Regions from separate parts of the Homo sapiens genome. Here region 1 is linked to region 2. Evidence: chromatin loops called from intact Hi-C (ENCODE). Cell type or tissue: Panc1. All regions are shown on one strand.

Region 1 (2,500 bases), 730 kb after region 2:
TGCCCTAAAGAAGATAGTTGTGACTAGAAGGAGCCTAGATCTCTGAGGACTCTGTGGAGTTGGCATACAAGCCCCAAAGCATCATATCTCTGAATCTCTATTAGTGTAAGAGGAAACAACTACTTCTATATTATTTAAGCCATAATATTTAAAAGTTTTTGTTTCGTGCAGTTATTTAATAGAAGTAATCCTAAACAGTATGCCAATCATTTGCATAATCTGCCCACATTGTGAAATTAAAATGGCCAATATCAAGTACTCTTACAAGGTCTTATGTAAGTTTCTTAAAATTTGAGATAATGAACAATTTATAATAATATTGACATAACCAATTTTGTTGTTATTGTTGTTTTAGAAACAAGGTTTCACTATGTTGCCCAGACTACTGCTAACCTCAAACTCCCACACTCAAGCAATCCTCCTGCCTCAGCCTTCAGAGTAGCTGGGATTACAGGCGTAAGCCACTGCTTCCTCCTAGGTGACCCCATTAATCTAATGAGTGTGTTAGCACACCTTAGCAGATCTCATCAAATGGAGATAATGGATTCAAGGGCTCTATAGCCTTTCTCACTTAAACTGGTTTAGACATCTGCAATCATTGTTACACTGAACGAGTGATTCTCATCTCCAGACCCCCATAGCAGAGTAGTCAATAATGCTCAGTTAATAATGTGTAACTAAAACACCTGGAAAGTCTCTCTCTTGATCTCTGTGATGTAAAACCGTGTGCTTTTTCTGCATGTGGTAATCATTATTGCATCTCACCAAATACTTCTTACCCTCTGCCTTCCAGGAACATGGCAGATTTGTACTTCCTGGGTCCCTATGGTTGAGTGAGACCATGTTCTGGCGAAATAATTGTATCACTTCCAGGTTCACCCTTCAGAGTTGTCTTTTCCATTTGCTATCATAGCCGGTAGTGGCTTCCCATCAGCCTGTGTCCGGGGAAGAAGATGAGCTGGCACTGAGCAGAGTCCCCAGGTGTCTCTTACTGAACATACAGTGTGAACAAGAAACAAACCTTTTTGTTTTGTTTTGTTTTGTTTTGTTTTGTTTTGTTTCAATCCACTGAGATTGAGAAGCTGTTTGTTAATGCAGCATAATCTACATTATCCTGACTGATACATCACACAGTCTTCCCAGGATGGGCATAATTACAGAGGCACTGAATGATACAATCTGTGGTTCCAGCAGGGATATGGGTAAAATTTCCCTCCAATTTGACCCATGCAATTAACCACTTTAACATCAACAAATTATATTCATAAAATATTTTTGTGGAGCAATTTCCTAAAACACATCTATGTAGAAAAATCTGTCAATAAGCAAAGCAATCTTCCCCTTCCTTAGCGGCTTCAAATCCTACCAAACTTACAGCCAATCCTGGCATTTAGATTCCATATACAGTTAGCTCCATCGTGTGGAATTCAGAAAGAATGACATTTGTTACAGGACCATGAAAGTGAGGTCAAACATCCAATAATACCATATACTCCTTGAGAGGGGTACTGTACATGATTTTAAAAATCACATCCAGCTTGCTAGGGTATCAAATCAAAAGCAAGAGGGAAAAAGTTCCTGCCATGTGAACTAGGAAGTTCAACAGAAGTGAGGCTCACTCTTATTTATCCGGTCAACTAATATTTACTGAGCTCCACTTTGTATGAGATATTGTTTCAGGGCCTGAAACAATATCTTTGTATGAGATATTGTTTCAGTAGTGAACAAGATAGGTAAAGTTCTTTCCTTAGTTCCAAAGACAATGGGAGAAATAAACAAACACATCCTACAATGTCTGATCGTGATAAGTGCTATAAGCCAAAATAAATCAGGGTTAGGGCATAGTGATGGGGAAAGAATTATTTTAAATAAGGTTGACAGAAATAAAGGCAAACAATCCACATTTAGCTTTCCCAAAGTTATTGTAGGTAAATGATCCAAAATCTCAAACATGTATAAACATTCTCTTACAGACATAAAATGAGAAAACACCTCAAAATGCTCAAATCTTGGTTTTCAAATTCATCGCCCTAAAAAAAAAAAAAAAAAAGACTCCTTGGAGAAATGGCTGATTCCAGCTCTGAGGCAGGAAATGGACAAGAAGATCCTGAAATGTATTGTTACATTGGAAAACACAGGCGCACTCAAAGACTAACAACAGAGTCATGTTCATCTTTAATCTGTCACACAGACAGATTACAAGGACTCCTGCTGGCAAAACTGGGGCATATTTAGGCATCAACAAGAATAATAACTATAATTGATACTACATTGGATGAATAAAAATCCATGAGTTTAGGCTGGGTGTGGTGGCTCATGTCTGTAATACCAGCACTTTGGAAGGCTGAGGTGGAAAGATCATTTGAGCACAGGGGTTCAAGGCTGCAGTGAGTATGATCCTGCCACTGCACTCCAGCTTAGGTGACAGAATGAGACTTCATCTAAAAAATGAAAGAATTCATGAGTTTCTAGTGATATTTAAGAAAAATGAAGGGATAGG
Region 2 (2,500 bases):
CTCCCCTGCTCTCTGCTCCAGCAACAGGCACTGCCTCCAGTCTCCTGCACAGTGTGTGTGCAGTTCCACCCTCCTTACCTGGTAACTCCCCCTTCCTTTCATCTCAGCTGAGAGAAGCCTTCCATAACTGTCCGATAAGTTTGGGTCACCCTATTACCTGCTCCTCTAACATCACATTCCACTCTTTCATAGCACTTGTCACAATTGCAGTTTTGCATTTCATTTGTTTATTTCTTTGATACCTGTCTTACCCATCAGATTATAAGCTTCATGAGAGCAAAGTCCAGGCCTTTTTCTTTAAGTCATTGTATCCTCAGTGCTTAACACCATGCTTGTTTCCTTGTCTAACTTCACCAAGTCCTTCCCATCTTTATGGTTGAGCTTGAATTCCACACCTCTTTCACCGTACGTCCTTTGGCTCTCTTATCTCTATCATTTCCTACTAAATTTGTATCCAGTTCCATGTGATTGGCACTGAATCATTCTCTAGTTGAACCATAATCCTAAGTGACACTATAGGTATATGCTGACCTGCCTGCCTGCTTTTCTGCCTCCCTCAATTCATAAAACAAATCGGAGCACCTACTGTGTGTCAGGCATGTTCTAAGGGCTGAAAGCACAGACATGTTATCCACTGTCAGGAAGTCAACATTCTCTTAGGGGAAGACAGTCATAACCAGACAATTGAATACGTCAGTTGTAATTTCAGATATGATAAGTGCTATGAAGAACCAAAGCTGGGTAATAGGTTGATTGTGAGAACCGGTGCTTGCAAGCAACCCCTGGTAACTCATCATGGTGATTACAAAGCATTGCCGTACCAGCAGCTGTTGCTCAGGACCATTGTTGTGAAACTGAAAAGCCTCAACTAATGAATCTCTACCTTGTGAATTACTTTTCTTTACCTTTCCATCCCATTCTGTATTATGAGTTTGAAAAAAAGAAAATATAAATATGTTTTATATTTATAATTGCTTATGTTTACAGGAACATAATGGTTCAATAGGTAATATACAAATGTTTTTGGAGTCTGTTTCATCAACACATGTGAATTCACTCAGCAGAGGGAGCTCATGCTTTAATTTTGGGAAATTGGACAGAAAAGGCTCTTGTAAAAAGAACCTGAAGTAGGCTTTGTGGCTCTCATTTTAAATAAGACTTGTTCACAGTACTTCTTGAAGCCGAGACCAGTTGCTTAAGAATGGTTTGATTTTCATTTGCATAAACAGATGCGACATTTTGGGGCAGAGTTTTCTTCAATAAGGTTCTGTTTTGCTTACCAAATAGACCAACTTAGACCAGGCATCCCAGCTCAGGAATCTAAGGATTCATCTAGAAAGAAGGTAACTGTCCCTAAGTTACCTACGTCTCTATGGCTTTTCCTATTACACCCTGAACTCAGAACATGCACTTATTTGACCTGTTTTAACATGACTGTGATTTGGCATTGAAAACTTACAAATAGAGGTTTTTGCCCTTTGAGATTATAAAACAGATATTTATTGAGAGTTCAAAGGATGTTCAAAGGATATTAACAACAAGGTGATTTAGGTTCAAAGGCAAAGACTGAGAGAATGAATCAATTTTTCAGATAAAGGGCCAGCACCATGAAGTTGACTCAGCGGTGTTGAAACCGCAGGTAAAATCAGCAACAGAAACCTACGGGGGGTGTGTGTATGTGTGTGTGTGAGTGTGTGTAAACTACAATTTTCCAGTTATTCAGAGAACTATAAAATGACTGAAAAGGCTGTTTTAGGTCAAAGTTTTTCTAGCATTATGCATGCTCTTATTGTGCATTTCTACAAGGAAAAAAGCAACATTTAAAAAACCTACTTTTTATTATCAAAGAGATTCGTTTGTAGAAAATACAGGGAAAAGTGTTGAGGAGCATAACAAACACAAGTTATTTTACTAGTGCTTGCAACTTTACATATACCTTTAAAATTAGTGTATGTAGCATTTAAGCGGGTATCTATTTTTGTCTTTTCCTTTCTTAAAAATCCCAGATTTTCCTCTCTTAAAAATCCCAGATTTTCCTCAATCAAAATTTAAAAGTCACTAAAACTGAGCTAATCCAAAAAAAGTCAATTTTGAATGCATTCCATAGATTGTGGAGAAATATTCCACTAATCATAAAGGAAAATATTTATGTCAAATACACTTATTGCATCACTCTGTAATTATTCCTTTATATAGCCACATTTCCCACAATACTATTAGTTCCTAGGGAAGAATTCATGTTTTTTTCGGGGGGATTGATTTACCAGCAGGTAGCCCAGTGCCTGGTGCCTGGTAAAAGCCTAATTACCTATAAAATTAATAAACAAATGAGTATTTAAAAATAGTTTTATTCCACCTGTACTTTTCACCAAAAAATGTTGATCTAAAGAATTGAGTCCTAAATTGTGGGGAAAACACCCATGCCTCTCCTTGTTGGGTAGCTTTGAAACAATTGTTAAAATTGGTTCTTCTGAGTTAGAGAAGGGAAAACCGAAGGAAT

The links. Hi-C counts contacts between places; a loop is a spot of excess contacts. Peaks named below come from ENCODE experiments on the same cell type or tissue, not always from the same donor. Only the 100,000 strongest peaks of a DNase experiment are listed, where the experiment ranks them.
Region 1: a loop joins it to region 2, with 16 times the contacts of the local background. A loop is called at or near these places in 65 of 110 quality-filtered maps.

Annotation. Positions count from the first base shown.
Region 1 is chr2:199,972,819-199,975,318 of GRCh38, reverse strand. The region is part of intron 2 of LOC124906112 (a long non-coding RNA gene); the gene reads left to right. Among named protein-coding and RNA genes, the nearest start is that of MAIP1, 18 kb to the right of the region's middle. In Panc1, CTCF peaks have their summits at 1,212 and 1,417; no DNase peak of the experiment used is centred here; H3K27ac peaks cover 944 bases.
Region 2 is chr2:200,701,910-200,704,409 of GRCh38, reverse strand. It overlaps the pseudogene AOX3P-AOX2P and the pseudogene AOX3P. Among named protein-coding and RNA genes, the nearest start is that of LINC01792, 32 kb to the left of the region's middle. In Panc1, CTCF peaks have their summits at 846 and 1,052 (motif pointing right); a DNase peak (open chromatin) is centred at 1,079.